Regions from separate parts of the Mus musculus genome. Here all the other regions are linked to region 1. The links are chromatin loops, found by intact Hi-C in ENCODE. Cell type or tissue: heart. All regions are shown on one strand.

Region 1 (8,000 bases):
TGAACAGCCCCCATGGGGTCATTTTTATACAGCATGAAGTAGCCTTGCACCTGGGCAGGACTAATCTCAGATGTAGCTTTAAGGACATGTTCAGCAAAGTTCTCAGCCAAAGAAGGTGCTTGCCCTGGATAGAACCTCTGGAACATCTGGGTCAGCTGCCAGTGTGAGCAGTAGCCCACATACTCCTTCAGATCTACTCGCCCGGGACGTATGAGGGCAGGATCCAGCCTAAGAGGAAAAGCACAGTGACAGCCAGCAGTCCTGCTAGCTCCTGAGATGGTCTCCTCAACCCACCAACTCTCCCACGGCCTAGGTGTGAAGTTTTGCCTTCCTGTCTCCTTACCTGTCAATGTAGTTGGTGGTCATGAACACAATTCGTGCTTCAGTGGAGGCTACACCATCCAAAGCATTAAGCAGTCCACTGAAGGTGAGGCGGCCTAGTCCTTGGTACTTTATAGGGTCTAGAGGATAACAGGAATGTGAGAAGTCATGTCTCAGTTAAAATCGTGCCCTAAGCCCCCACTTCAACTCCTTATTTATCAGTATTTCTTGTTGATGACTTAGGCCTCCAAAAATGTTCCTTGTTTACTTCTGGCCCTCAGTGTCTTAAATAACTACTTCCCTGGGTCAGGAAAATAGCTCTGTGGTTAAAACAGACAAACAGCTACACAAGCCCGAAGACCCAAGTGTGATCTCAGAATCCAAGTAAATTGCTGGATGCAGTGGCTTCTGGTGGCACATACCTAAATATTAAGGCACGTTGAAAGCAGTGACAGGAGTAGGGCAACAAGAGAGAGACAAAGGGTGCAAGGTGAGAGCTGCCTTCAAATTGTTCTCCAACCTCCACATACGTGCACCTGCACACACATGCACACTAAACTAAAAACAAAAGATTTCCCATCTCCAGCATCCACACTTACTCTCCACAGCCAAGTCTCTACTGAGAAAAGCAGCATCCACATCTTCCAGGAGCACCAAGCTCTGCTGTGGTGCTACACTCAGTAGATGGTTGAGCCGGTCATCTGAGAGGCTAGAGTCTGTGAGGCTGAGCAGGCAGATGCTGTGTTCCAGTTCTCCAGCCAGGGCTGTTCTGTGGACAGTGACATGGAAGGAGGTCCTAGGCAACCTGAAGACTTCGGGAGTCCTAGGAGGTAGGCTGCAAAGGCCTGTTTCCTATACCACTCACTTGATATATATCTATGGATCTCATGTTTATCCTGATCCTTGCTTCCCAGATTCATTCCTCTTCTAATAATTTCAGCCCAGTTTTTCTGCAAAGGCTGTTACTCAAAGTCAAGAAAATTTGACTACTCACATAAAACTGCTCTTTCCACAACCAGGGGGCCCATAAAGAAGGTAGCCACGTCTGTAGGGAATGCCTAGGGATATAACCAGGATAAACAAGACCTACAGTGAATCATGTACTCTGGCCCAGGTGTCCACATCTACCCTCAGCTCCATTCCCTGCTAGTGGTCCTAGAGGCAGAAAAGATATTCTCATAGACGAGCTTTCTTTCCCTTTCACCTGAGCTAGAATTTCCTGTAACTTCACCTGGCTACAAACTCGGCTAGATTCCAGCTGCTGCTTACCTCTGTCAATGTACCACTTGGGGTTATCAATAAATTCCCGGATATCTTTGACAATTCGGTCAGCCAGACCCTGCTGTAGGACTACAGAATCCAGTGGCCGACGTCGGCGCGGATAACCAAAGGTACGCCATTCAGACCCCACAGCTGTGTACATCACAGTCTTCCCTTCCTCCTGCTGCAGGGCCAGTGCTCGAGCTGGGAGCAAGGAAGTAAAACAGTCCCTTGATCATGCTGATGCTTCAGTCAGGTAGAGCTCTGACCTGGTACCCTTCTCCCAAGGACTCGGATCCTTATTCCTCCTCTCCAAGCAGCAGATGCCCAACCTCCCCACTTTGATAGCCTGCCTGTCCCATCTCATACCTTCTTCCAGGATGTTGAAGAAAACCTTTCGGTCAGTGCCCAGGGCCGTGAAGGTGACAGATTCCCAAGGAGTCCCTGTTTGCAAGTCTACCATCTGCATGTCTCGGTTTCGTTCTACCCGGATCCATTTTCCCTGATACCTGAATAAAATTGTCAAAGTGACCCAATTTCCTCCATCGATCCACCCTCTCCTCAGAGCCCTACCTAGTTTCCTATCTTACCAAATGAAGTGGTTTCCAGGGCTGGGGATAAATTCAAACTTGGTGGAGATCCGGCCACTTTCATGCTGAAGGTATGAGGTTTCAACACTGAGGTGCTGAGTGCGGGTGCTGTGTCGGGTAAGCCAGCTAAGCAACCAGGCATAGCTTCTGTCTCTGGCAGGGACTTCCAGTGTGATCATGTAATGGCGCCGGAATGCCACTAGACCCAACTGGGCTCCTTTCCGGGCCATAGCCAGAGCCGTACCCACACCTACCAGCCCAAATCCAGCCCCAAAGTAGGGATTGTCTTTAAGGGCCAGAACAAAGTCTGAAAATGGCATCTTGAAAAGAAGCAGCACAGATGCTTATAGGCTCTGAGGCACTGTCAAAACCGAGGGATGGATTGTAGCAGAACTGGAAGAAAGCATAAGACTAGTATAGAAACTAGACCAGTCAATCTTGCTCCGCTCCCTCCCACAGAAGCAAGATGGACAGGTCAGCAGGACTGTGTTTCAGTGGAGTAGGAATGGTGTTGGAATGCCACAGCAAACACCCCAGGCTCTTCAATCCATTTTGCTCTTCAGTTAGACCTTTTGCCAGAAGGCCATTTTGGAGAGTTTCTCAATTCCAAAAAGCAATGTACCCAGCTCCACATCAGGATACTAGAAAGGCAAGACTCTGGTCCCTGGCAAGAGCTAGACAGAAGGGTCCCCACTGAATGGAATCGGCAAAGGTGATTTTTCCATTGCTCTGTCAATGACCACATGCCTTACCATCAGAAATGTCTTTCAAATATCCTCTCCCTTACACCCCGTTCCTAATGTCCTGTACAGACATTTATTACTTCTCACCTAAACTATTTCTTGCAAGTTATTTTGGTTCTTGAGGTGATATTTGAATGGACCTTCAGCACCTGCATCATCCAAACCCACCAATCCCAGACACGCTACAATTCTGTCACTTGTATTCCAGCACCCTTGGTGCCTTGCTCCCATTGGGTTCAAATACCACAGCCGGATACGCAGGGATGCCTACATTAGAATGCGTACCTTTACTAGCAAATCACTACCTACTTCTAGCTCTCTCAGTTCTGTTGGTACCGAATGACCCCCACCCCTTTATTCTAGGCATTCTTTTTCATTGAGATCATATAGTCTACTTCTTCCACGGAGCCTTTTTCTTTTTCTTTTTTTTTTTTTTTGGAGCCTTTTTCAAATTCAACCCAATTAAGATGTGACTAAGCCTAACTTAAGACAATGCCTAAGGGGACAAAATGGCAATTATTTCCAGAACACCTCTCCTTGCAACACTTCTCCACTGCCACTCCTCTGCCTGGCACACCGGCCCACTGGTGAATTGACAGCCGTGACCTCCGCTAAGGCTCGGAGCTGTGATCCAGAATTCCAAAGCACCTTTGCATGGAGAGCCGCTGACGAAGATCTCCTGGCCCCCGGCTCCCGAACCCTGACACACAGCAGCTGACTCCCGGACACCCTATACACAGACCTGCTCGCGCTTCCAGGAACGTGGGAGAGAGAAATCTGTCACTCCGCCCCCTTCCCTCCATGACTCTCTGGCCCTCACACTCGATGGTTTCGCCGGGCCTACGAAGAGGCAGCGCCGCTAGTCCCGCCCCGGACTGCTGCATCTACTTCCGGCCACACCCACCACGGAGTCCTTGCCACTCTTCCCTGCAATTCTCGATGGTTCCGCTTTGGGGCTTCAGAAGGGGGGTACTCAAGGACATAGAGGGGAAACCATAGAGTAGCACGGGCCTTGAAGAGAGACAGAGTGGCTGCCACACGTCAGATTCCTAGAGGCGCCTGGGCCGGGGGCGGCCACATCAAAGGCCCCCGAGGAGCCACTCCAGTCCCAGTCGGACCATAGAGATGCAGCTCCCGCCAGCCCACGGGTAGGAGGTGAGAGAGCGGCTGTCGGCGGGAACCAGGGGAAGTGCGGGCGCTGTGAGCTGAAGGTAAAAGTTTCTCTAGCTCCAGCTTGAGTGGGCCCTGGAGGTGGAGCCCGCGGGAGGAGGTGCTGCGGGGAGCGCGCCGGTGAGAGGGGCGCGGGCGCATCTCTGCTGGACTCGGGCGTCTCAGTCGCGTCACAGCTCCGGGCCCCGCCCGGGTATCCGCTGCCTCTCCTCAGGACCAGAACCGTGACGATGCATCATCCCAAGCCTTGCAGGTTCCAAAACGCCTTTCTCCTCCGCTGTATCTCGTGACTTGGCTGTCGCCCCACAGTGTAAAAGCTGTCGTCGCCGCCGCCTCCACTTTACAGACAGGAAAGCTGAGGTCCTGAGAAGCGAGGCAAGTGCATCGACTCAAGGCTACACGGTGAGTCAAAGCCCAGAGGCGCGTGGGAACTGAGGTGCCTACGCAGGGTTGCCTTGTTCCCCAGGCTTCGGTATCCCTTGCTTCTCCAGTCTCAAAAGCACGTTACTTCTTTCTGGCTCTCTCCTACCTCCTCCCCCGCATCTTCCTGAGGCCATGTGATGGGCTGGAAGACCGCCTAGAGCAGCAATAATTAGTAGTCCGTGGGGGCTGTGATTTCCAAAAAGCCTCGCTGACCACGGAAGTGCACTTCCCTGCCTCCTTCTTGAATTGCTGTCTGTTCCTGCTGTTATGCTTTTTAAAGACATATTTGTTTATTTTATGTATGTGAGTACACGGTTGCTTTCTTCAGACACAGGAGAAAGGGCATCGGATCCTATTAACAGATAGTTGCGAGCCACCATGTGGTTGCTGGGAATTGAACCCAGGACCTCTGGAAGAGCAGTCAGTGCTCTTCATCACTGCGCCATCCCTACAGCCCTCGTGCTGTTTTTACGTGGAGGGATTCTGTAGAATGAGAACTAGCCACTCTCACCTGGCACATACTCAGTGACCCAGTTTTGTTTGAAACAGGGCCTCACTGTTTAGCTCTGTCCTGGAACTCACTATGTAGACCAGGCTGGCCTCAAATTCACAGATACCTGCCTGCCTTTGCCTCCTGAGTCCTGGAAGTTTAAAAAGATTATCTCATTTATTTCAGTCGAGTTGAACAGGACATGCAGTTTAATACCTTTGTTTCTCAGTTGTGTTCCCACTGGAGGCTTTAGTAAGTTAGTGAATTGGAAATTTACCTTGTATTTGAGGAACCACTGGCTTGATACCTTAGTTTAAAAGATCTGGGTTTACTGCAACTCAGCTGGTCCACTAGAATTTCCATTTTGTCTAACTTACCTAGCTTGTTGATGCTTAGGGTCCAGTGAAGTGAAAAATGCCAATAAACTCCTCAAAGCTCCACATTCAGTATTGGGATAGATCATTTGTACAGTGCTTGCCTGGCATGCACAAAGCCCTGGGTTTGATCCCTAACAACACATTTTTTAAAAAGTGTGAGACTAGAGAAATGGCTCAGTGGTTAAGAGTAAATGCTGCTCTTTCTGAGAGCCTGAGTTCAGTTTTCAGCCCCCCAAATCAGGTGTCTGACAAGCACCCCAGCTTCAGGGAGTCCACCACCATTTTCTGGACAGCTGAACTATACATCTAGGAAGGGAGATTGATAGAGAAACAACAGCACAGTGTGGTTTCTGACAGAACTACATACAAAGGCTTTCAGGACAACAGAAAAGAGAAAATTAAGAATGTTAGGACACACTCATAGCAGAAATGTTTGTTTTCTTAAGGAGTATCTGACTAGCTAGACAAGAGATTTTGATGGGTTGAATGGGAGGGGTGAGAAAGTAGAAGGGTCTGTAAGCAAAAAAGTGAGTCAGAGAATGGCAGATCATCAGGTTAGGAGGGCAGAGTGGGAGGGATGCCTGGGGAGGTAGGTCAATGAGGACCATAAGTGAAGGAATCGTATCATATCTATACTGAGGAATAATGAGACCATCGAGTAGTAAGAGAGAGAGCCTTTGACCCCACTCAGTTTTGTTGCCAGGGTTACTTTGCAGGAACCAGAACCTGTAATCTTTAATTTAGTCAGCCTCAGCTTGTTGGTTCTCTACTAATTCTGACTTTTAATCTCATATTTTTGTATTGAATGTTGTTTTGAAAATGTTTAGAATAATAAAGTGTGGCATGTTGCTATAGAAGGAAATGATTAAATGTGTGGGCCAGCTTAAGAGAAATTAAGAGTTCTAACTGTGTGTGTGTATATATATATATATATATATATGTACATATAGCTTTTTTTTTTTTTTTCTGGTTTGTCAGCATTTAGGAGACCACAGCACACAAATCAGTGATAATGACAGACCCTGTGTTGGCATCCCAGCTGGCTAATGGCACTGGGGAGATGGATGGACTGTGCTCTGAACTATTGTTGATTCCCCCACCTCTCTCAAACCATGGAATCCTGGGCCCTGTCCAGAATACCTGTGCTTCTGGGGAGCTTGCACCTTTGCCTGCTGACCCAGGCTGCCTGCTGGTAGAGGCCACAGCTACTGAAGAGGGTCCAGGGAACATGGAGATCATTGTGGAAGCAGTAACTGGAACTCTGTCCCCAGGAGCTCCTGAAGAGACCTCAGGTACAAACATAGTTGCTACCAGGCCAGTGGGACACCGCCTTGAGTTTTTTCATCTGTGCTATTTTTGGTCCTTGTCTTTGAATGTGATGAGAACACAAGGTAGCATGCTATTTTTACACCCTGAGATGCTATAATTTGGTTTGCAGTTGGTGCATGTTGATGGAAGGCTGGCAAGGTACATACAGCCTTGTAACAAACTTGGCAAAGTTTATCCCAAAAGAGTTTTGTGTCTGCTGGGCAGTAATCCAGAACAAGAAACCTTTTTGACACCCCTGCCAGTTTGGCTTGTCCTTGCTCTTACAGTCCTTGGGGAGGCTTTCTTCTGTACTGACCCTAAGCCAGCCAAGGGTTAGGCCAGAGGCCCAGCCTCTTCAACCATCCTGAGTTTGGCAAGGCTTTCCAGAAGAAAGTGCTGTTTCCTTGCTCAAGTCTCCTGTGTATGTATAGCATACACCCAGGGCATGCTGTTAAGAGGGAGGGCATATTATTTAATCCAGTAGGAAGTTTCTCTTTATTCTCTGTACATCTAAAACTTTCATTTTTATCAAACTCCGTGTTTTAACTGCTATCTCTCAGTTACAGTTTTAAGCTTTGTCTTCTGACAGTGTAAGATAATAGCAAAGAATGCTGGGGGAAATTAGGTAATTAGACCATGTAAGAGTTCTACACTTCTCTCTGGGGGTAAAGAGAGAGCATAAATGGACTATGTATTGGTTTGCGCTTTTAATCCCAGTACTTAAAAGACAGAGGGTGGCCAATCTCTGTGAGTTCAAGACCAGCCAGTGTTACATACTGGGGCCCTGTCTCAAAAATGAAGAACAGAAACATTTTAACATAAGCAAGTTTAGGGCCTGGCAAGATGCCTTAGTGAATAAGGACATTTGCCACTAAGCAGGATGACTTGTGTTTAGTCCCTAGAGCCCACGTTGTGAAAGGAGAGAACCGACTACTATGAGTTGTCCTCTGACCTCCACATGTGCATGTTGTATATACACATTTTATATAAATGAGTGGGTTTTTTTTTTTTTAAGTAAAAAATTTTAAAAAGCTAGTTTTTTTAAATTTTAAGAGTTAACTGTTTTTGGTTTTAGTTTTAGTTTAGCTTTGTTTTTTTAAGCTAGATGTGGTGGTGCACACCTCTAATTCTAGGACTGAGGAGGATTTCTGCATGTTCTGAGCCAGAGGTCTACATAGTGAATTCTAGGCCAGTCAGGGCTACACAGTAAGATGTCTTGAGAAGAGAGAGAATGAATGAATGAATGAATGAATGAATGAATGAATGAATGAATGAATATGAATGCCTATATGTAGTTCACAAAGAAGAAATAAAGAGA
Region 2 (8,000 bases), 190 kb after region 1:
CTGAGTCTGAGGTCAACCTGGTCTACCGAGGGAATTCTGGGACAGCCAAAGATACACAGAGATAGTCCATCTCAAAATAAAATAATAAAATAAAACAAAATACGAGAGGTCACTCTTATCCTGCTGTGCCATGCTCCTCCACTTGGATGTCATTCCTGCCATTTTCTGTACTTCCTGCTACAGCCAGTTCTGAAGCCTTGCTCAGGAGTCTCACTCATCCTCCTCCCTCAAGTCACCTCACAGACCCCTGCTCTGCAAGCTTCCCTCCAGCAGGGAGTCGCTGCTCAAGCCCCAGGGGCTGCCCTTATGTGTCTAGGCATCCGTGTGCTCTTCAAACCCCCAAGCCGCTCACAGACATCCACAGCATTGCAGCGCTGCGGTCATTGATCAGTTCCTAAATTCTCTTTCACGCTGGATGGCACGATGTATTTTGCAGGTTCCATTCCTGTGGGTCTCGGTGAGTCAGGGTTCTAGTTATAACAGATAACACTAACTACATTTTGCACTTTCTCTAGCAAGACTGGACCGAGATAAGTGGCTGGCGCTGGGTGTTAACTATCGGGATGAAGGTATCCGGATATGCAAATCAGATAGTTCGTAACTAGAACTTTTTCCTTCTAAATTGACCTCTAGAGCCCGGTGAGGAATACATCTGTAATCCCAGCATTTGGGAGGTGAGGCAGGAGGCTCAGATGGTCCTGGTTATCCTTAGCTGTGTATCAACCTTGAAGCCAGTCTAGGTAACACGAAACCCTGTCTTAAACAAACAAACAAAGAAACAAACAAGCCAAAATTAATATCTGGAAGCTAAGATAATAACCAGGGATAGCTTTCCTAAGTCCCAGTGTCTTTAGACTGTCACTTGAAGCATGTCACCTGACTCCAATCGGTAAGCATTTACTGGACTGGCACTGCCCATTCAAGAGTCTCTGCCTCACTACTGAGGATGTGACGACACTCCCGATCTTTGTGGTCTCCCTGCCCATTTGGACCATTTCTTCTATACACATGTGACATTTTGTTCATCATGAGCCTCAAGCAATTTTTTTAAACTTATTTTTATTTATTTTGCCTTGTGTGTGTTGCAATAAGTAATTAATTCTGAAGTTATCTCTGTTTCACTTGGCATCTCACTTGAGTAGGAGTTTGTCCTCTCTTAGTGGAATTGTGGTCCTTCAGGTTAAATTACCACCAGGTATTGGGAAACTAGACAACACTGTTAGCCCCACAGGCAAAGCCAAAGCAAACCTAGCTTAAATCCTTTCGTTTTGTTTTGTTTTTGTTTTTTTGGCTTTTGTTGTTGTTGTTATATTGAGGCAAGGCTTTTCTACATAGCTCAGCCTGGCCTCCCAATCTGCCAATAGGATAAATTCCTATCCCTCCTGCTTCAGCCTTTTTTTTTTTTTAAGATTTATTTATTTATTATATGTAAGTACACTGTAGCTGTCTTCAGACACCCCAGAGAGGATGTCAGATCTCATTACAGATAATTGTGAGCCACCATGTAGTTGCTGGGATTTGAACTCAGGCCTTTCAGAAGATCAGTAAGTGCTCTTAACTACTGAGCCATCACTCCAGCCCCTGGCTCAGCATATATATATATATATATATATATATATATATATATATATATACACATATATACATATATATATATATACATACATACATATATTCACACACACACATATATATATATATATTAAAGGTTTATTTATTATTATATATAAGTATACTGTAGCTGTTTTCAGATATGCCAGAAAAGGGTGTCGGGTCTCATTAAGGGTGGTTGTGAGCCACCATGTGGTTGCTGGGATTTGAACACATGACCTGCAGAAGAGCAGTCAGTACTCTTACCTGCTGAGTTATCTCACCGGCCCCCTGCCTCAGCCTTTTAAGTTCTAGAATTACAGGTGTGTGTATCTCCACTATCAACCGCGATTAATTATTAGTTATCATTGTAAGGTCCATTGTTTTTATTAATGAGGGGTACCTGTCTGCTTTTCTGGAACTGGGGTTAGAGGTGGTTGTGAGCTGCTGATGCAGGAACTAAACGTGGGTCCTCTGGCAGAACAGGAAGCACTATTAAACACTGAGCCATCTCTCCAGGCACCTTTGTTTATCCTGTTTATTGTTACAGTCTTGACTGAACTAAAGAGTACTTCACTCTGTTAAGAAAAGTCTCTACATTCTGACCCCAGTGACATAAGCTGACATGAGCACTTGGAAGGTGAGGCAGGAGGATCTCTTGGACCTCACAAGATGCTGTCTCAAAAGACACGTCTCTTTCTCATTTATTCACTTTCTGGTGACAGAGTCGTCGGCTACAGCAGCTCTCCCCAAGTTTACTCATCCTTCACACTTACCCTAAGTACTGAAACTTCAGTACTCAGTACTCCTCATTGTCTTAGTGACTCGGCTGCGGCTGCTGTACAGCTCTCAGTGGTAAAACACTTGCCTGGCATCTATGAGGTCCATAGTTCAATTCCCAGAATTCAAACACAAAGCAAGAAAACAAAAGCCAACTATCAAGGGGGCCTGGAGGGTCGAGAGACGTCAGTCAACAGGTGGATAACACTAGCTACCTCATGGCTGAGGATATGGACCACAGAAACAGTAAGTTATGAATCTTTCTGATTTACCATCAGATTTTTCTTTTTCAGTACTGGGGATAACATTCCAGGCTTCAGGCACGCGAGGCAAGTGTTCTACTAGTGTGCTGAACCTAGCCGCTTCTGAAAGGGATTCTGACAATTATCAAAGGCTCCAGAAACTTATCTTACCTCTTTCCTTAAATTTCAGGTTGCATGCACACCTGCACTCGCTATGCCTAACTTCCTTTTTCTCTTTTTCTGACTTTCTTTTAATTAATTAATCATGCTTTAATTCCAGAAATACTCCCAATGGGCCCCAGAGGGACTTACCCTCAGAGGCCTCTCTGGAGTAACTAACACCAAAGAAACATTAACGACGTTCAGTAGTGGCAGCTGATCCTAGAGAAAGAATACTCATATTTAAAAGTTACAAAGTATCGCCGGGCGTGGTGGCACATGCCTTTAATCCCAACACTCGGGAGGCTGAGACAGGCGGATTTCTGAGTTCGAGGCCAGCCTGGTCTACAAAGTGAGTTCCAGGACAGCCAGGGTTATACAGAGAAACACTGTCTCGGGAAAAAAAAAACCAAAAAACAAAAAAACCCCAAAAGTTACGAACCATCTCTCCATCACTCTAGAATTAATGACATTTTTCTTCTTTACCCTCGACCCCCCCTTTTTAATATGTGTTTTATCTGCATGTATGGCTATGAACCACACACCTGCAGTGCCCTCGGAGGCCAGAAGAGGGCATAGGATCTCTTGGGACTAGAGTTTCTTCTACCATTTGGGTGCTTGAAATTGAGCCGGGATCCTCTGAAAGAGCAGTCAGTGCTCTTAATTGCTGAGCCATCTCTCCAGCTCCGGGAACTAGAGCTGCTTGCGGTAATGTTGAGAAGAGTTCCTTGAGAGCAGAAGCACTGCCTGACACTGGCTGGTGCTGACAAGCAAGTGCCCACACATGTGGTTGAGTTTATTATGCGTGGGCAGAGGGTGTGAGATCGGAGAGTTTGAGTCTCAAGGAAAGCTGGTGCTCTGCTTGTCTGGTCTCCGGGATGCAAATTTGAGGCGACCACCGTTTGCATACAGAGCAGGAAACCAAGCCTGATCCTGGCTGAGGGCGGGCAAAGGCCAGGGACAGGGTATAAATCTTGCCAAAGGCTCTCCCGGTCCATGCAGCTCCAGACCAGAGCTGATTCCAGGATAGGCTTCTTTTCAGGTGGGAGTTTCCTGGAATGGGGTAGGCAGATGCGAAAGGGGGCGGTTTCACATTTATTTCGGGACCCCCTTACCACACACACACACACACACACACACACACACGCGCGCGTGCGCGCGGAGCAAAAGGAAGCTCGGGGCTAAATTCTTGGTGATGATAAGGAAGGGATGGCCTGAGGAGGTTGAGTTAGAGGATAGGGACCAGTATTTGGGAGGTGTACACCACCCCTTCTCCACTGTGTGTGGACGATGTCTGAAGCTCCACGCTTTCAGAGGAAGGTGGACGGTATCAGCTCCCTGGGAGCGCCAAGCTTCGGAGCCCAGTGTTGGTCCACAAGGGCAGGGAGGCCCCTAGCGGCAAGCAACAGCTTGGCCCCGCACTTCCTGCCCCGCCCAGGCGGGGTTCACGGAAGACGAATTTGGCCGAAGGGGCGTGGCTAACGCTGGCCAGAGGCCGCGAGGCGTGGCCAGGGCAAATGCGGGCAGGAGGCCTCTTGGCGCCCGCCCCACCCAGTCTCCTCCTTGCTGGCCCCATTGCCCGGAAGGCTGTCGGCCGAGGGCCGCCTTAATCTGCCCAGCCTTCCGTCTCCCGCCCCGCCCCGCCCCGCATTCCAGAGGTGGGGGCACCGTGCTTTTTGTGTATTTTTTATTTGTTTAGAGTGCGTGTATCTGGGGGTGGGGGGTGGGTAGAGCTCGTGCCATGGTGCATGTGAGGAGGTCAGAGGACAACTTGTGGGAGTTCGTTTTCTCTTTCCATCACGTGGGCTCTAGCAATCGAACTCAGATCGAGTGCCCAGGCAGTCCCTCTTGGCTAACTTCCTCCTGTCCAGCAGGGTTATGAAAAATAGTCAAAACTGCAGTCACAGATGTGAGACATTCTCGCACTTCAGGTCCCTTCCCCAAAAACCACAGAGGCGGAATAGGAGGGGGTCTAGCTTTCTCTTTAGTTATCACTCTGAGGTGCTCAGGTCACAGAGAAGGCACTTAATTGGGAAGGTCATCTGATTCCGGCCATCTTCTCTCCCTTCACCAACCCCCTTGGCACTTGTTTGTGGGTTCACTTAACCCTCATAATCTGGGGAGAGAGCCTAAGGGCTTGAACTGCAGACTCTGCAGGTATGGGGAGGGGCTTTAAAAACAGAAGGCAGAAACCCAGGAGCTGCCCCCAGCCAGCGGGGGGCCATGGAGGAGGCTGCACGGAACAGGGAAGGAGGAGTTGGCACAGGAGGAGCCAGCTTGGTTAAGGTTTGGAGACTCCCTAACCCCACAAGAAGGTTCCACCCCCTGTTGATACTCTGAAGGCACGTGACATCTGGGGTTTAGAGGCACCTAAAAATGAAGCAGAGACAACCCCCTCCCACTAAGCTGGTGGGACTAGCTCACTGCTGGGCACTGAAGGTACTCAATAAATGTCTTTTGAATGAAGAGTAAAAAGGGTTGGGACAGACAGAAGACCCGACCTGACCCCTCAGCCCAGCTTGTTCCATTCAGAAAAATAGTAGTTTTAAAAATGTAAAAATCCTTTCCCTCCCTCCCCCAATTTCTGGGCCCAGGGAAGGGTTAAGGAAGAGTGTCTTGTTCTCACCCTTTCCTTTCTCCTTCCCTTCAAAATCTATATACACATATACATATTTATATGGCACCACGGGGGCATCCTGCCGAGCCCCAGGGCTTTGGGGAGACTTGGGGCTTAAGTGAGATATGGAGCAGCCTTCAGCCTTGGACAAGCTGGACAGGGAGCGTTCCTCCCGAGGAAGGTCCCCAGCTCTTTTACAAGTGTATTATAATAGACTTTCTTCCTCTCCTGCCCACGTACAAACTGGTGGGGCACCGTCATCCCAGGAGGGAGGAGGGAAAGGGGAGAAATTGGTTCCTCTCAGGTCAGCCTAGATCTGGGAAAAGCTGACCAGTAAAGAGGGTTCTATGAAAGGCACTTGGGTGTCCACTGTTCTCAGACGGGGGTGGGTGGGTGGGTGGGGAATCCAAGGCACGGGGCAGCAAAAACCCTGTCCCTACCCCCAGAGCAGAACTGGGGCGAAAAGGCCCAATTTGGCAACAGAGAAACATGGCAGCGTGGATAAGACAGAAGTGGGGAGCAGCAGGCAGGGCCCCCCAGGTCCCCTGAGAAGAGGGGAAGAAGTTTGAAGGCACTGACACAGGGGCCCAAGGGCTCACTGTCCTCCATGCAACATGGCAGGGGAGACACCTCTTCCCCAGGGCCGTGACCATGACACAGCCGGGGGTGTTAACAGCAAAGGCAGGCGCCCACAGTCTGCTGGGGAGAGGCTTGGGCCTTGATGAGAGGCAGGTCCTGGCCCCAGGACACCTCACTAGCTCCCGGGCCTAGGCTGTCTGAGCACTGAGTATACGTCGTCCACGCGGCTGAGTTGCTCAAAGAAGGGTAAGAGATCGTGTAGCTCAGTGTCACTCATGTTGTCAAACCACGAGGCCACTGGTACCTGGAGAGACGACATGAGGAGCGCCGGTGTCCCGGGGTGTCCCCTGTCCAGCCCAATTCCTGCCCACAAGGCACATACTTGTTTGGTTTTTGTTTTGTTTCTGGCAGCTGACAGTGAAATTCATTTGTAGATACCAGTGTGCAAAATGTCCACAAATATACTTAAGCTTACTGTTTCGTTCAGCAGGATCCTAACTGGGACTCACTACCTTCATTCCATCCCATTACAGGCCGTGACTGGCAGCTTTGAAGACTGTCAGATGGGGACCCCAGCCAGAGGTGAGGACCCTCCATACATAGGCCGAGTGGGATATGTGAGCAGATACAGGTAATAGGACATTACCAGTCCCCACTACCGCCACACACAGGGCTGGGGAGGTCCCTCCACATATGCCCTGGTCCCGTGTCTCAGCCACTGGGTCCCGTGTACTCACGGCATTGTCTGGATGGAAGACATAGGAGGCGGGTGAGTTGTCTAGAATGAGCACTCGCCGCAGGTCTCGGCCCAGCCTGCTCAGGTCCTTTACGTAGTTCCCCCGGTGGAAGACACACGACTCTCGAAACAGCCTGGCACGGAAGGCTCCCCACTTGTCCAGCAGATCAGCTACAGGGTCTGCGTACTAGGGTAGGCGGTTAAGTCACCTCAGAATGAGTAATGTCCAGGGCTGCATGTTCAACGTGGGAGGGAGGATATGGGTGACCCAGACCCCAGGCAATGGCTCACCTTGGCAAGGCTGGCAGTGAACAGCACACATTCAAAGAGCTCGCCCATTCGCTGTAGGAACTCATCTACGTGGGGCCGCTTCAGCACATAGACCTGGGGAACGAGCCAGTGAGGGAGCTGCTGGCCAACAGGCTTAGGGGTGATCCACAAAAGGGGGACAGGAACAGTGGAGGAGGAAGGGCAGTCTAGAGAGGCTGCCCCAACCATACCCCATTCCTAAAGAGATAAGAATAGGATTCCCGTGGTCCCACCTCACCTAGTGGGAGCCACTCCCCTTCCCACACTGGTTTTATCCAAATGCAGGAGTCCAGGTTAGCCCTCTCACCCCAAGGCTGCAGGGCACCGGCCCCCGAGCCAAGTAATGGAGAACAGGCTGGTCAGCACCACAACCTATCCTGAATTACTTGAACTGGGTCCCGGGCAGTAGGGGTAAGAGGGGAAAGAGGGCTGCACAAGACAGGACCAGAAGGAGCCCAGTGTGCAGGTCTGGGAGTCTGGCTCCATCTCTGGAGTACCAGGTAGTCTTGGGTTCTCACTCTTTCTGAGCTTTGGACACGCCCCATCTATTAAAGTTCCATGGGGGACTCGCTCAAGAAGGGTGGGAGGAACCTGGGTGTAGTGCAGACACCAAGCTCCCCACCTCCCTCTGACCCTCACCTGGTGGACCACTCCATCTATCTCCACCGGGATGATGAAGTCCGCATTGTTCACTGGCTGTAAGGAAAGAATAATGGCTGGAGCTGGCGGGGAGGGAATCCCAAGGGTGGAAATCCAGCAGAGACCTCCCCCTGTCAAGAGACTAGAGGCTGAGAGGTGCCAGGCAGGGCCCACCTTGAAGGAGCTGTGCACCAGGGTCTCGTCCAGGTCGATGACGACGCAGATCTTGTCTGAGTCCTGGGCCTTGGCCTCGGGAAGCAGGTACTGGACTGGGGTGTGCTGTGGGGAGGGCTGGGCTGGAAGGGCACCTCTTACAGGGGCTTCCCTCCCCAAATTTCTCTATCTGAGG
Region 3 (8,000 bases), 730 kb before region 1:
TTTTTCTCCATGGGACATAGGTAGAGTAAGGAGGTCAGCTCGGTGCTTTCTCTGTCTCTCTGAGCTGGCAGGTTTCACTCCAGCATCTGGCTTCTGAGTCTTCACTGGTAAAATTGAATGTTTTGAGATTTTGTTTTTTAAAGAACAAAGAGTGGTATCCACTCACAATCCCACTACCCAGGAAGCTGAGACAGAAGAAACAAGAGTTCATGTTCAGCCTGGTCTACATAATGGCTACCTGGCCAGCCTGAGTCACATTGTCATACACTGTCTCAATCACAGCAGTAAAATCAGGCTGGAAGTGTGGCTCAGTGGTAGAGTGCTCATCTAGCATCCACAGCAACCTGGGTCTAGTCCTCGGCTCCGAAAAAGAGAAATCTAGCAATGTCTTATGTCTACTGGTAAACCCTGTGTCTTAGGGTTTCATTGTTGTGAAGAGACACCATGACCACTGCAACTCATAAAGGGCAACATTTAATTGGGGCTGGCTTAGAGGCTCAGAGGTTCAGTCCATCATCACTATGGGAGGAAGCATGGCAGCATCCAGGCGGGATGGAGGAGCTTAAACTTCTACCTTTTGTTCCAAAGACAACTAGGAGAAGACTGGCTCCCATGTGGCTTGGAGGAGGGTCTCATTGCCAACCCCCACAGTGACACACTTCCTCCAACAAGGCCACACCTCCTTATAGTGCCACTCCCTGGACCAGGCATATTCAAACCACTGCATCCTGATTTTCTCCATTTCTAAAAACTTCCCAGATACTGATTGTGTTGGCCAACTTGATACCAGATAACGCAGATCCTACAGTACAGAGACAGTAGAAATAAGATCAAGTCTTATAATCCCATAGTTGGGGAGGCTGAGGCAAGAGGCTCACTGCGAGTTGGAGGCTAGCATGAATTAGATATGGCCCAAGAGCAGTGTGGGCTACTTGGTGATACCCTGTCTCAACACACACACACACACACACACACACACACACACACAGAGGGGAAAGAAAACGGGGGAGAGGATACCAAGTCACATTGCATTGCAGACAAGACAGACAAGCAGGGCATCTTTACTATAGCTTCAGACTGAGTCAGCCAACTTCATGTGAGCCAGAGCAATATGCTGAGCAGTGATTGAAAGGGAGATCAGGCTGCTGCTCGCTGAACAGAAGCAAGCAGCAAAGTTTCATTGATTTTCCTGGAATGGATTAAGGCTTAGTAATTGCCCATTGGTCATGGGAAAGATTTCAAAAGATCTTTTCCTTCTTGGGCACAAACATTCTGGTCTTGTGGCTTGCAGGCTAATGTGTAGTGACTTAACCCAGGAACCACCAAGTCACTCATTGTCACACAAATGTCCTGGCCCCTTCATTTAGTCTGAACGTCCTGATGAGGCTGAGGAAGTGCAGGTGCTTGAGCTGTTTGGAGAGGAAAAGGGCAGGGTATAAGATACTCAACACAGCCGTAATGGCGACAGGCCGCACTAATCCAGCACTATAGTCTTAGACAATTTAAAAGTGTGTGTGTGTGTGTGTGTGTGTATGTATGTGTGTATGTATGTGTGTGTGTATGTGTGTGTGTATGTGTGAGTGTGTGTGTGTGTATGTGTGTGTGTGAGTGTGCGTATGTGTGTGTGTATATGTGTGTGTATATGTGTGTGTGTGTATGTGTGTGTGTGTGTATGTATGTGTGTGTGTGTGATGGGTTTGTGTGTGTGTGTGTGTGAGTGTGGACTTGCTCATGCCAGGGCAAACATGAGGGCAGATGACAATTTTCAGAAGTCAGTTCTCTCCTTCCACCTTATAGGCTCCTACAGGGACAGGGACAATATGAAAGAAAGATGTGCCAAGACTTTTGACCCATTCAAAAATCTGAAGTACAAGTCCAAAGGATGAGTCCATGTTTTTAGCAAAAGTGACTTCAAGTTTCTGCAAAGCAACTACTATCACAGCCTGATGCCAGAGGTGACATAGCAAAGCTGGAGGGACAGTCCCTGTGCAGCTCAGTGCGCTCTAATCACTGAGCCATCTCTCCAGCCCCCAGTCTGGTATTTCATTGGCAGTATGTTTCATAGCAAGGATGGTGAGTGTGGGTGGAGTACTGACCTGCACCAGTTCATGAGAACTGACTGTGAGATTCCCAAGGATTCGGTGACCCTGTTGTTAACCGCAGCAATCCTCAAAGCATTATGGTACAATTAAGCAAATTATATTGCAGAGACAGTTAAAATTTAAAACCATCAGCTTTTCCACTATCGTACCACATTTTAAACTTTCTGCTGTACAGGTTACTTATGTCCAGTGCATCTGCCGGGCAGAAGCACACACAGTGGCTTGCTTTTCTGTACAACTCTTCCCAAATCCGTGTCTAGCTCTAGTGGCATCACGTTCATAGCTTGAAAACAGCCATATGGAATATTTACATTTCAGAACATCGAGTGTAAAGGCAAGTGTTACCCCAAGCCTTTTTCAATGCCTGACATCGCCAAGCGTTTCCGGTTTTGTTTACCTCATCAATTAAAACAGAACATCATTTTAAACTCACATTTCCTAGGTTGACATGAGACGGGCTTTCATATGTTCATGACTTGGAGTTTAATAGCATCTCTCGCTCTCATAAATACTACTTTTAAAATATGTCTGTACTTTCTGCTTAGTTAATACACAGGACCCCAAATACTTAGTTGGATTCAACGATGCAGAACCCACTCATATGGAGAACCATACCCTGTTTTAGCTATCAGTAGCTTAGAATGTAGCCCCTCCCCCACGTAACCAGACCTTAGAGAACAGATGAGAACATCCTTCCCATGGTCCACTTAGCACTCAGCTTCATACATAATGCGACTTACATAATTATTAATGAGTAATTAATTAACTGTACAAATGAGTAGGGATACAATGATATCTAAAGGATGATTAAGAAGCTACACAGATGTAGTCTGTCACCCACTGAACGGATCTTGAAACTGCCCCCTTTGAAGTGAGGGTGGCAGGACCTTTCCAGAATCTATCCCTGTTCATTTCCATCCCAAGTATAAAAGCAACAGATGCCCCCCACCCCCACCCCAGAGACCTGTGATCCCTGGAAAGACTATTTTTACACTCATGGTAGGTCGACTCTGTTTTGAACCTCAAAGCCACAAGAGTCCTGATCCATCGATGTATGGATGAGTTTTAAGATTGCTATTCAACATTCTTGACATGGAAACATAATATTGGAATTGCCCCCCTCAACTGCTTTAAGGAGTAGAAAGAGCCAGTAGGGGCGGCTCATGCCTGTATCTCCAACAATTGCAAGACTGAGGCAGGATTGCCATGGATTTGAGGCCAGCCTGGGCTACATAGTGAGCTCTGGAAAAGCCTGAACAAAACTGAAATCCTGTCTGAAAGAAAAAAAAAATCATGAGTATCAGAATCAAACCTCAGGGCCACCCAAACAGCTGTGTTGAAAAGGTCACTGACTTCTGTGTTCCTCTGAGACCTACTAAGTAGCATAACATTTAACCAAAGAGGATAGAAAAAAGCCTACGAAAGTCTCTTGCAGTTGTTCTAGGCTCTGCACACTAATTTATGGAGTCATAAGCCCAGCTGTGCCATCCATTTGTAACTAGAGACAGATTACTCTCATAATTCCGTTGTCTACAAAATGCTGACAGTAAAATTGTGAGAATTACATACGATAACGTTTATCATAACATAAACTCATGGAAGTCAGCGGCTGTGCTAACACCACCGGGGCGCTAGAGCGCGCTGCCGCCGCCGCGGTGGGCCGTCCTGCCTGAGGGTGCTCCAGGAGCGGAACGCCTCGCAGCGGCTTCGAGGCCGCTGACAAAGGAAAGGGCGGAGGGGGGGGGGTCAACGCCTGGAGGACTCGACTTGATGGAGGCGGGGCGAGAGAGGCATCAGGGGCGGGGCCTGCCAAGGAAGCCCGGACAGCGGAGACAAGGTCTGGAGAGTAGGCGTGACGGGGCGGAGCTAGTGGCGCAATGAGGGCGGGTCATGAGACGTGGCTCCTAACGGGGCAAAGCTAGTGGAACAGTGGGGCGGGGCGCGGTGTGACTGGAGCTGACTAGTCCACGTGGTTAGAACGCAGCCTGATTGGAGGAAGGCGGGTCGGTGAGGCGGGAGCGGAACCGGAACGCGTCCTGACAGGGGCGGAGCTCTCGGAGTAGTGAGGGCGGGACGCGGCCTGACTGGCACAGAGCAGTCAGCGTGTTTGGAACCAGGCCTGACGGGAGCTGAGCGAGTAGCGGGAGGGGGCGGAACCCGACCGAGGCCTGACAGGGGCGGAGCTCGCGGAGCAGCGGGGGCGGGGCGAGGCCTGGTAGAGGCGGAGTCCCGGTGCGGCCTGACGAGAGGCGGAGCCCACAGCTCGGCGAAGGCGAGGCCTGATCCGGGAGGGAGGAGCGGAGCGTCAGGGGCGGGCCGGAGTCCGGCTCCTGGAGCGGAGTGCGGTGGGGCTATGCAGGTGTGTTGCTGTTGCCGGTCCCGCCTCCACTTCGGCTCGGTGGCAGGCCGCGCGCCCTTTCGGAGCTAAGCTTAAGGCGGCGCTGACACGGGCGTACTCCGGTTTCAAAGTAAAACTGAAACCCTCCGAGGTGGCCTGACCTTCCCGGAGCCGGAAGGGCTGTCTAGTGACTGACGGGGCTAAGGGACAGGTGTAGTGGTGCTTTGATTCCGGACACGGTGGCGCGCCGGCTAGTGGCCTTTCCAGCTTTGAGGTCCTCTTGGAGGCGGGATTTCCTAGCTGGGCGGGGCGTGGATTATCTGATTAGGGGGCGGGCCTTTCCGATCCTGTACTCCAGGGACAAAACTGGGTGGAGGTCCTCTTGCCCTGGGACTGAACCTTTGAGCCGAGAGCGATCGAGCTAGGAATCCACATCTGTCGCCAGTGAAGTCCTCGGAAGCAGAGGTTGAGCCTTGGGGCTCTCATTTCTAGGGGGCTGAAAGAGGGATCCTAGACCCGGCAGCCACCTGAACTCTCCACTTCTCCCTGTAGATGGCTATGAACGGCAGGGCTCGGAAAGAGGCCATCCAGGCCACAGCCCGAGAGCTCCTGAAGTTCGTGAACCGGAGTCCCTCTCCTTTCCACGGTAGGTGACCAGGGTTAGGGAGGCTAGGAGTGGGAGTGACTTGACCAACTTCCATCGCTGAGAGAGCCCTTTTCCTACAGTCGTGGCTGAGTGCCGCAGCCGCCTCCTCCAGGCTGGCTTCCGTGAACTCAAGGAAACAGAGGGCTGGGATATCGTACCAGAAAACAAGGTACTAAGGGATAGCGTGGGGGCAGACACTATTGCAAAGGCCTGTGTCCCGGATCATAAAGCAACTCACGCCCCTGTCTTTCAACTCTCTCCCCCAGTACTTCTTAACCAGAAACTCCTCCTCCATCATTGCTTTTGCTGTGGGGGGCCAGTATGTTCCTGGCAATGGCTTCAGCCTCATTGGGGCCCACACGGACAGTCCCTGTCTCAGGGTAAGAAGTTAGGACTTGTTTGGACTGAAGGGAGGTGTGGGGGGGGGCGGTTGGGAAGAAGAGATCCTGGAGGTAGAGTTTGCAAGGCCCTATCCCAAGGTCCCGGGAAGAAGGTAGACCCGCCCCATGCTCTCATGTTCCCCACATACACTTTCAGCTGTCAACTGATGTGCTATCTGCTCTGTATAACTTACTGCCTGAGTCTCCCTTCCAGATGTTGTCTTTCAGACATTCCCTTTTTTCTCATTCTTACGCTCAGGTGAAACGCAAATCGCGCCGAAGCCAGGTGGGCTACCACCAGGTCGGTGTTGAGACCTACGGCGGTGGGATCTGGAGCACATGGTTCGACCGGGACCTGACCTTGGCTGGACGCGTCATTATCAAGGTGGTATCGAGGGGCTAGGAACTGGGGAGGCTCTCACTTCCGGCAGCCTGAAGCTTGAATGTCTTCCCATTTCTTAAGTGTACCAGTGAAGAGTCCTCGTGGGGAAGAGGGGACATGATTATTCTGGGTTTAGTAAGGGATTTTATCAGCTGGATTTGGGAGGTGCCCAGTTCTGACCTGGCCGGTTGGCCACAGTGCCCTACCTCAGGCCGGCTGGAGCAGAGGCTCGTCCATATAGAACGGCCCATCCTGCGCATCCCACATCTGGCCATCCATCTGCAGCGAAATATCAATGAGAACTTTGGGCCCAACACAGAGATCCACCTGTGAGTCCACATTCGAGCCAGGGTTGTGATGGCTGTGAGGGTGGGATATGGCACTGGGGAACAGAGGACCACCCCTTAGTGGTCAAGTTCCACGTTTGGAAACCAGTTCTATCCATTTGGGGAGTGCGCTGGGAATCAGTCGGAGGACTAGAAGTTCATGGCTGTCCCTCTCCCTTCTCTCAACCCATTTCCCCACAGAGTCCCTATTCTTGCCACAGCAGTTCAGGAAGAGCTGGAGAAAGGGACTCCTGAACCAGGGCCTCTCGGTGCCACTGTAAGAAGCTCCCCTGGCCCGGAGAGGGTGGGCAGAGGGGAGCAGACCAGTCCCCTAGAGGGGCAAAGGATGAGCAGGTCCACCTTCCAACATCCCCTGCCTTACAGGATGAGCGGCACCACTCGGTCCTCATGTCCCTGCTCTGTACCCATCTGGGCCTGAGTCCTGACAGCATCATGGAGATGGAGCTCTGCCTGGCAGACACCCAGCCTGCAGTAAGGAGTGGCTGTAGGCCCTCGTGGTGGGGTCCTCCAGGGTCCCTGTCAGCCATAGCATATCCCCGAAGCTCCTCAGTTAGTCTCATCCTTGTTCTTCCCAGTTGGTGGCACTTCCTCTGCTTTCAGTAGTTCCCAGATAAGCAGAGCATCTCCCCAGAAGACCGTCCTACTGAGACTGGGGGTGATGTGTGACATGGCCCCTGTCTGCTCTGAACCTCTGAGGGCAAGAGGCCTGGTGCCTTCCAAGTGCTAAGTAGGGAGCTGCTAGTCTTTGGCTCCTTGGTCCTATGTTTGTGTTAGCTGTTTTCTTCCTTTTAGTCGGCATTGTTTTGTTTTTATTAGACAGGGTTTCTCTGTGTAGCCCTGGCTATGCTGGAACTATGTAGACCAGGCTGGCCTCCAACTTAGAGGTCCGCCTGCCTCTGCCACCCAAGTGCTGGGATTAAAGGTGTGCCCCACCATCGCTGGCTGCTTTTCTTTTTTTTGGTGACTGACCACTTAGCCCTCCTTTGGCCTGCCCCTCTGAGACAAGTCAGATGCTGTAGGATGCCCTTTCCTGGCCTTCATTCTCTGCTGAACAGCAAGAATAGTTTCCTGAGCCAACAGTCAAGAGTTGCTCTGGCCCTTGGGAACAGGGAGAAGTGGTGAGGGCCCGGGCACTTAGGTGTTCCTCCTGTCTTTCTAGGTCCTGGGTGGAGCCTATGAAGAGTTCATCTTCGCTCCTCGACTGGACAATCTGCACAGCTGCTTCTGTGCCCTGCAGGTGAGAAGCCAGAGCAGCCCAGGCAGCACGAGAGCTGGGGAGACATGGCTGCTTAGCCAGGCCTTCACCCTGTTGGCACTGGGAAGGGCCCATGCACTGTAGCCTTGACATCACTATTACTGTGCTGCTCTGGGACCAGGAGCTGACAGTGTTCAGGGTGCCATGGTGTCTTTTACTTTTCCTTAATGACCTCTGTCTGAAAACAGGCCTTGCCACCATGAAAAACAATTCTCACTTTCTTCTGCTTCTCTCATTCTGCCTCTGACTTAAAGCTCCTCCTTGTCCCCTGCCAGCCTTCTTTGGGATCCTTGGGACCTCAGTAGGGCTGTCTGTACCTCTTGGTCACCTTCATGTTCTTCACTGTCTCTCTCCCCCAGTCAGGCTGTTTCTCAGCTTTCTACCCTTTGCCCCTCCTCTGCTTTCTAACCTGCCTTTCCCTGCCTGTCTGTGACTGGAGATAGGCTTTGGGTGGTAACTGTAGCTCCGGGGCCTGTGTCTGCTTCTGAGCCAGCCAGCTGGGTTGTTCATGGACATGTCTAGAGCTGTTAACAGAAGCCCATCAGTTTGA
Region 4 (8,000 bases), 82 kb after region 1:
CTTTAATAGTATTTCCAATTTCCTTGCTAAAGGTATGGTCCCCCCTCCCCTGTGTGTGTATATAAAGACAGAGCTGGGAATAGCTCAGTAGTAGATCGCTTGCCTAGTACATATGGGGCCCCAAACTCAATTCACAGCAACACACACACATAAACAGGGAAGGAAAAAAAAAGTAACTTTAGGGCTGGGGAGATGGTCCAGTCAGTAATATGCTTGAAAATATGGGATCTGAGTTTAATTTCTAGGACCAACCTAAAAAGCTGGCTTTGGTTGCCCATGTAATCCCAATGCTGTAGAAGCAGACAGACAGATCACTGAGGTGTACTGGCCAGCCAACTTAGTCAAATCTGCAAGATCCAGGTCAGAGACCCCATTTCAAGTACCACTCCAGAGGAACAACTCTCAAGGTTGACCTCTGGTCGGTCTCCGGACACGTACATCCACACAGATAAGCACATCACTAGTTTTCATTATTAAGCAAAACTCAAGCATCTTCTCAAGACTTAGGTTACTGTGGGAACTGCTGTGTGTAACGCTCCATCTCAGTTCCTAGCAAACTGTATTATTTTTTTCTGCTCAGATCAAAATAACATAACAGTATGAATTGTAGACATAGGGGATGGTGAAGAAACTGGGTCAAATTTGTATCCTTCAGTCTTATCCCTTATCAATTATCCTAATGAATGTCTGGTACAAAAAAAACTGTTAGAGCTGCCATGTGGGTCAAGCAGCATAACGCATGTTTTTAAACTTATGTATGGCACTATAAATGTAGTTTGAAGAACTATATATTGAGAACTTTTTATAAGTAGCGTACCACAGGTTTTTGTTTTGCTTTTTGAGAGGGTCTATGTAGCCCTGATTGTCCTGAACTTGAAGAGATCTGCCCCCTCCTGCTCACCAAAGACACGTACCACTATGGTTAGCTTAATGTGCCACAGTTATAACAGCTACTCAAATAATGCATTAGGGAGGGAAAAAAAGGAAAATGAGAATCTGGGCAGAGGAGAGGAGACTGGTATTGAAGCATGTATGTTCAGATGCTGAGATCTACCATCTAACCTTGAACAATTCGCTTACCACCGCCACCTTTCAACTTGATGAGTCTCAAATAATATGTATAACTGGGAAAGAAGGAACAAAAGCAGCTAGGGGCTTCTTTCCCATTATTGTCTGTCAGTCGACTGCCATTTCCTTCCTCCCTTAATGGCTCATCCCAGACCTTGGTGAAGTGAGATCATCAAAAAGAGGACCAATCAGACCAATGTCAAAACTAAGGGTGACAGGAAACCCGGAGGTATTGATTGACAAAAGGTATGGAGAAGATTAAAAGACTAGATTCTCATGACTAGCATAATCATGGGAACAAAATGAAGTACATGCTGCCCAGTGGCTTCTGGAAACTTCTGGTCTACAGCATTAGAAAGCTTGAAATGTTTCTTTGTAACAAATCTACTATGCTGAGATTTCTCAGTGTTTCCTCTAAGAACTGCAAAATCACTACAGAAAAAAACAACACAGCTGGCCTTCAGTTACCAATCAGGCTGACAATGAAGGAAATGAGTATGTGGCTTACATATATACTTTATTTGTGCTTAAATAAACACACACACACACCTATGGAAACTATAGTCCCTTAAGAATTTTAACAAGTATAAACAGAGACAGGATATAAAATATTACTTGCTCTGAAAAGAAGAAATCAACTTCATGAAGTAGTATGTTCTTAGTTTTTTTTAAATGAATGTTTATTAGTTTGTGTGTATTGTGAGTTCTGGGGACTTAACTCCGGTCAATACACTTGGCAACAAGTGACTTTACCCACTAGGCCACCTCACTGGTTCCTGAGCAATGTGTTCCTGTCTAGGTCTCAGTTACACTTAGCTGAGTCGCTTGCTTTTTTTCTTCCCTTTTGAGACTGCATCTTACTGTGTATCTCAGGCTGGCCTAAATAAAACGCTCTGTAGACCAGGCTGCCCTTGAATGCAGAGATCTGCCTGCCTCTGCTTCCCTGGGTGCTGGGATTAAAAGCATTGTCATGCCAATCAGATTGTTTACTTTTGGGAGGAGTCTCTGGAGACTGAACCAAGGGTGTCACACATGCCAGATCAAATATTCTCCTATAATTAATATCTCTACCCATCTTTTTAAAAATGTTTTCTGAGATAGTCTTATTAAATTGCCAGGCTGGTCTTGAACTTGTGATCTGCCTGTCTGAGCTGATATTACAGAGGTGCTGCCACCACCCTCTGGAGGATGTTTTTCTTTTCTTTTTGGTCAGGATATCACTATGCTATCATGGTGGCCTGAACTTTCCATATAGACCAGGCTGGCCTCAAAATTCACAGAAATCCCAAGCACGGCTGTCCTAAATATTTCTTTTTATACTTGAAGTTAAGGTAGTTTTTCATATTTTATTTAGTCATTATGTTACGTTGTCTCATAATGTAATCTAAATACATTATTTTCCTGATAGCATTTCCCCTTGGTGAAACAAAGTGAAACTGGCCTTTGGAAGTGTCTTTAAACTATGCTGCTTCCAGTATGGTTGTGAGTGTAGCCATTCAGTCAGCATTATTTGAGTGCTTACCTTACTGTAGTAGGAACTGTCCCAGTGGTGGGGAAAACAAGTGAACAGGCCTCACCAAATACTTGCCCCTGACTTACAGAGTACAGACAACCCACAAGTAAAAGTAAAATAAAATATAAAAGTCTAGTAATTAAACCGTGGGATCGGTGCTCTATATGAGAAAATGTTGGGGTTACAAGCTACTATGAATATGGTCGGAAAAAGTCACTCTGAGGTAAACTTGTGTGTATGTATGGAGGCAGAGTCCTAAGAAAGACATTCCAGGTAGAGAATATGTAACAGAAAAGTTCATATACTTCTTGGTCGGAGCTTAGGGAGCAAGTGACAAAAACCAAGCCCATAAACGTGACTAAGGACCACATCATACAGGGCTTGTAGGCCAGGGAAGGAGTCTACTTTCTCTAAATTTAACCGAAAGCCATAGTACGACTCTAGGGAGGTATAATACATGATTTGCTTTTCTTGTTAAAAGATAAAACGCGAGGCGTGAGGAAGTCTTTCCTCATGCAAAAAGCAAGTGGCTTGAGCTAGAAGCCCATTTCCGAACCACTGAGATGTGCCTAGGCGAGGAAGTCTAGGATCACGGGACCAGAGCGAATGGCCGTGGCAGTATCCTCATCCCCGCCGACGCCCAGCATTCACAACCCGCGTCCAGATAAACTGACGCCAGGCGCAAAGGAATCAATGAATGGCCTGCTGGGGCAGCGCGGGGCGCGGGACCAGGCCTTGGCGCTGGCAAACAACGCGAGAGGCCGCGCGCCAGGCCAGGAGAGGGGGCGGGAGGGGATGAGAGGGAACAGCGGGGGTCCGGCTCCGCCACGGTCGGCGTGTGGAGACCCCCAGACCTTGCGACTAGGGGCAGGAGCAGCTGGACTCAGGGCCCGGATCTGGGAGCTAGAAAACAGGCTGAGACGGACATCCGAGCGGGAGCAACCACTCACCGCTGCCGTTGCCAGGCTGTGCATGTTTGGAGCGGCCGCCGCACTCCTCCTCCCGCCGGACGCACCGGACCCGCGTCCCAGCTTCAGCGGCTCTGATGCCCAAGATGAAGTGCCGCCATCCGCCTCCGCCTCGCTCCGCCCCCTTCGCGGGCCTTTGACCTCTCACCTCTGACCCTCCGCCCACCCAGCCCTTTCCCGCCTCCCGGACCTCGGCCTAGCAAATAATCTCAAAGTATGTTCTTTGAACCTTCAGATTCGGGATCAAAATGACGTCTGCAAACTACTGGCCCTCGTATCCCCACAGCATCGCAGGTAAATCCTTTGAGAGACGTGAACTCTGACTTTCTCCCGAAGGCCAGACAAGGGCGGGAAAAGGCCAGCAGGCTTGGAAGGACACGAATTGCGCATGCTCAAGCGGTTGCGCGTGAGGAAAATGGTAGGAGGGCCAAAGTTGGTAAAGTGGACGGTGCGCATGTGTATTACAGTGTCGTCACGGCGGGGGCGGGGCCGCCCGGGTTAGGGGCTGGGCATGGTGAGGGGCAGAGCGAATGCTTGAGGGGCGGGACTTGCGCGCTTACGCGCACGCGCCTGGACTGGTTGCGTCGAGAGTGCGTGCGTCCGTACGTGTTTGCGTGTAGTCATAGTTCCCGCCATCAGCGGGTTTAGGTGTGCTAGGAGAGAGACCGGCCTCGCTCTCTGGGGCTAGTAGAGCCCCTTCCTTCCGAGCCTTTCGGCTCCACCCCCTCCGCGGGAACTTTGTGCTTCCGGCAAGCTTGTCCGGAGCTGGGACCCTCTAGCGCAGGTAAGACGAGCCGGGACAGCTTCTGAATTGAGCCGTTTTCCCCGGCACCCCCACCCCACCCCTGCGGTCCGCCCACTCGGCGTCCACTTCAGAGTTCTCCCGGCTGCTGCTTAGCCCGCCCCGGGTCCTTGGATACCCAATGCCTTACAGGTGCCCCGTTCGAGTGTTGCCCCCTTTACTTCTCCTTTAACGCGTCCGTGTTGTCACTTGCTTTCTGCATTCTAAATCTGGCCTCTCTTCACCAAGGTTCAGGTGGTCTCAGCGTACCTCCCTGCAAGGCCTGCTGTCTTTACAGGTGACTTTGTTGCCACATATCCATTAAAACCTTGACTGCGATATTCACACGCCCGCTTGACCATTCTTTACTTTCCTACTCCTCTTAGACATTACTCGCTGAAAGGGAGTGTAATTTTTGTCGTGCCTTTGGTTGCTACCCATATCTAGCCAGGACACTGACGGTGTCTATTGAACCAATTTTAAATCAAAATCTGGAGAAAAATAAAAAGGTAATAAAGTTCCGTGTCGTTGGAGAGTTGTACTGTAGTGTTTTTCAGATATTCCTTTGGCGAGTTAACAGTACCTGATGAGTCTATAGTTGAAAGAACTAATCTAAGAGGGAATGTTAAGGGGGCATTTTGGTTTATTGTGTTAAGTATTAGAGGAGGCTTCTGGGCCAGACAGATAGGCTCTAGTGTGTTTGTATGATGTTTGTCATTTGTCATGTTAATATTTGGGTGAATATTCAAAAGAATAGTGTTGCATACTGGCAAAAGGAAAAGGAGGGACTGAAGACCCAAGGACAGATGTAATCAGTTGGTAAGAAATTTTGTCAGGGTAAATGATTTGGTTTTGGACTGGGGTTCTCCCCTGTTGTACTTCCATTTCTCTCTAAGCTTTAAATTCTGCTATATGTTGATAACTTGAGATTTTCTTATTTTCAGCTCCATATTCAAATAGCCAACTGTCTGCTTAACATCTCAGCTTGATTTTTTCTCCCCTTAGGAATTTCAAATATGATACCTTTAAAAACTGGAGTCAATCTGTCTCTTGTACCCAAATTCTCTCCTTTCCAGTGTCCACTACACCACAAGCGGCATGCATGTCCATTTTGATGACACATAGCCATTTGTTCAGTGACACTGGGTAGAAGCTTGAGAAGCAGTCTTGATTTCTTCATCCTATGTGTTCATATCCTTTCCAAGTTCTGTTTTACTTCTAATATATGTTTTGCATTTATTTCTGACCTTCTTCACTTTGACTTTTCTAATTCAAACCACAGTTCTTTTTCATAGGGACTTGATCTCCCTTATTCCTATTCTCACCTGTAGAATAGGAGTAAGAGTTCTTAGCTTACCTGGGTAATGGGAGGCAGGGGCAGATGGATCTCCGAGTTCAAGACCAGCTTGGACTACAGAGTGAGTTCCAGGATAGCTGGGGTTGGGGGGGTGGCGGTACACAGAAAAACCCGTCTCTAAAAACAAATAAACAAAAGTTCTCACCTTAGTGGATTATTATGAGTGCTATAAACTCCCTAAAGTATTGACACTCAGAATCTGTCAAGTAAGAATTATTATTGTAATTATGAGTTAAAAACACTACTTTCTTATCTGATCTCCCTGGGTTTTGTTTTGTTTTGTTTTTCTTGTTTTCTCTTCTTCCCAAACTCAACACTATCCATTCATTCAAATAACGTATACTTTCTTTGCTTGAAACCCTTCAGTGGCTTTCTCATTGCCAAGGTGCTCATTACTTTAAGATAAAATGTAAAATAATGTTCTGGGGATACAGTTCAGTTGCTGGATGCTTCCCTAGCATGCATGAATCCCTAGGGATTTTTTTCTTTGTTTATTTTTTTATTTATTTATTTTTTTTTTTTGAGACAGGGTTTCTCTGTGTAGCCCTGGCTGTCCTGGAACTCACTTTGTAGACCAGGCTGTCCTTGAACTCAGCAATCTCTGCTTGACTCTGCTTCCCAAGTGCTAGGATCAAAGGCGTGAGCAGTGCGCCACCACCGCCAGGCAAATCCCTAGTTTTGTGCTCCAGCACTACATAAAGCCAACAGAGACAGGAGGAGCAGACATTCAAATCCTCAGATATACCAGCCTTGGCTATAAGTCTGTCTGTCTGTCTGTCTGTCTGTCTCTCTCTCTCTTTTTGGTTTTTTGAGACAGGGTTTCTCTGTATAGTCTTGGCTGTCCTGGAACTCACTTTGTAGACCAGGCTGGCCTTGAACTCAGAAATCCACCTGTCTCTGCCCCCCCCCCCCTCTCTCTCTTTTAAGGAAAACATTTCAGAATCACAAGATTCTATATAACCTGGTTCTTTCCTACTTCTTTTTTTTGTTTTGTTTTGTTTTGTTTTTTTGTTTGTTTGTTTTTTTCGCGACAGGGTTTCTCTGTGTAGCCCTGGCTGTCCTGGAACTCACTCTGTAGACCAGGCTGGCCTTGAACTCAGAAATCCGCCTGCCTCTGCCTCCCAAGTGCTGGGATTAAAGGCATGTGCCACCACGCCCGGCTCTTTCCTACTTCTTTAGCTTCACCTTCTGACCTTTCCCTTTCTTTTAATTAACCTCCAGCCACACTAATTTATGTAGACATACAATGTTTCTGGTTTAGGCTTTTGCATATACACTACTCTGTTTATCTGGCTTGTTCCAGCACTAGTGCTGCCATCCTTCAATTAACTTATGCCTTAATTTTCAGTCTAAGTAATGCTTTCTCAGAGAAGCCTTGTTGATTTTTTTTTTCCTTTACTCTCAACCCCCAAGTTGGATAAAAGCTACTTTAGGCAGAACCCTCTCCTGCAAATACAACTGACCTCTCTCTCTCTCTCTCTCTCTCTCTCTCTCTCACACACACACACACACACACGTATATACTAGGTAAAAAAAAGTAAACATAAAGGGACTCATTTTCACATTTTTTCTCAAGAATTGGTTAAATGAATCAAATTGGAAATTGCATAAGCTTGTAATGATTTAAAGTGTAAGATGCTGTAAGAACCATCATGTGTTTTGAAAGCATCAGTCTTCAGATACTCTTGTCAGAAGAATTCTACTGCAAAGGACACATCAAAGGAAAACAGGTAGGAGTATGGCTCAGCTGGTGCTTGGTTAGCATGCTGGAAGCCTGGATTCTGTTTGAAAATGAGCAGGGGGCAAAGAACAACTGGGGCTCCAGTTAAGGATTATTTTTTTACTTATTCCTGTGTGAATCAGGAACAGGATTGTGTGAAATCATTCTGATTTCAGACTGTCTAATGGAGGTAAATCTTTTCTTTTGTAAATTAGAGATAATTTTTTCCACTATGACATGAACTTTATCTCCTTTATAAACTTACTGTATGTAATTTTAAAAAATTATGTTATTTGTGTGGTCTCTGTGTACATGTTCATTCAAACATGGCATGTATGTTGATGTGGTCAGAAGACATCTTTCAGGGGTCATTTCAATCTTCACTGTTGGATGCAGGGATCAAACTCATGTCGTAAAGCTTGGGCAGCTAGTTCCTTTTCTGGTTGGGCAATTCTTTACAGGTTCTATTTTATGATTTTTATGTTAGGAAAGAAAGTTCTTGGGAAATCTGTAAGAGTAGTTTATATTTTTTAGCAACAGGTTAAATTGAAACTAGTAAAGATGAGATGACGGTTTGTTTATTTATTTTTTGT

The links. Hi-C counts contacts between places; a loop is a spot of excess contacts. Peaks named below come from ENCODE experiments on the same cell type or tissue, not always from the same donor. Only the 100,000 strongest peaks of a DNase experiment are listed, where the experiment ranks them.
Region 2: a loop joins it to region 1, with 2.0 times the contacts of the local background. A loop is called at or near these places in 2 of 42 quality-filtered maps.
Region 3: it touches region 1 in a loop (5-fold over the local background); 12 of 42 quality-filtered maps call a loop at or near these places.
Region 4: a loop joins it to region 1, with 5 times the contacts of the local background. A loop is called at or near these places in 14 of 42 quality-filtered maps.

Annotation. Positions count from the first base shown.
Region 1 is chr1:74,584,050-74,592,049 of GRCm38, reverse strand. Zfp142 (zinc finger protein 142) reads left to right here and starts at 4,022. Exons shown (of 9, transcript NM_001310668.1): 1 at 4,022-4,486; 2 at 6,353-6,666. The coding sequence starts at 6,387. It overlaps Bcs1l (BCS1-like (yeast)), which reads right to left and starts at 3,761. Exons shown (of 8, transcript NM_001305652.1): 1 at 3,657-3,761; 2 at 2,172-2,564; 3 at 1,951-2,090; 4 at 1,591-1,785; 5 at 1,316-1,379; 6 at 921-1,090; 7 at 344-461; 8 at 1-228. The coding sequence starts at 2,491. In heart, a CTCF peak has its summit at 3,856; DNase peaks (open chromatin) are centred at 3,869, 4,609 and 6,869; H3K4me3 peaks cover 2,709 bases; H3K27ac peaks cover 1,678 bases.
Region 2 is chr1:74,393,727-74,401,726 of GRCm38, reverse strand. Ctdsp1 (CTD (carboxy-terminal domain, RNA polymerase II, polypeptide A) small phosphatase 1) reads right to left here. Exons shown (of 7, transcript NM_153088.2): 3 at 7,826-7,930; 4 at 7,652-7,708; 5 at 6,995-7,087; 6 at 6,705-6,890; 7 at 4,442-6,271. The coding sequence ends at 6,143. Mir26b (microRNA 26b) reads right to left here and starts at 7,417; the gene lies at 7,333-7,417. In heart, CTCF peaks have their summits at 3,339 (motif pointing right) and 4,173; DNase peaks (open chromatin) are centred at 3,366, 4,176, 7,216, 7,776 and 2 weaker places; H3K4me3 peaks cover 1,800 bases; H3K27ac peaks cover 2,023 bases.
Region 3 is chr1:75,313,796-75,321,795 of GRCm38, reverse strand. Dnpep (aspartyl aminopeptidase) reads left to right here and starts at 4,779. Exons shown (of 15, transcript NM_016878.4): 1 at 4,779-4,905; 2 at 4,993-5,086; 3 at 5,167-5,255; 4 at 5,353-5,466; 5 at 5,726-5,851; 6 at 6,047-6,177; 7 at 6,376-6,451; 8 at 6,559-6,666; 9 at 7,355-7,432. The coding sequence starts at 4,993. In heart, CTCF peaks have their summits at 3,706 and 4,666; DNase peaks (open chromatin) are centred at 4,035, 4,735, 6,145, 6,605 and 1 weaker place; H3K4me3 peaks cover 2,529 bases; H3K27ac peaks cover 2,872 bases.
Region 4 is chr1:74,501,993-74,509,992 of GRCm38, reverse strand. Usp37 (ubiquitin specific peptidase 37) reads left to right here and starts at 4,172. Exons shown (of 24, transcript NM_001310662.1): 1 at 4,172-4,333. Cnot9 (CCR4-NOT transcription complex, subunit 9) reads right to left here and starts at 3,933. Exons shown (of 8, transcript NM_021383.5): 1 at 3,532-3,933. The coding sequence starts at 3,555. In heart, no CTCF peak of the experiment used is centred here; a DNase peak (open chromatin) is centred at 4,052; H3K4me3 peaks cover 3,574 bases; H3K27ac peaks cover 2,544 bases.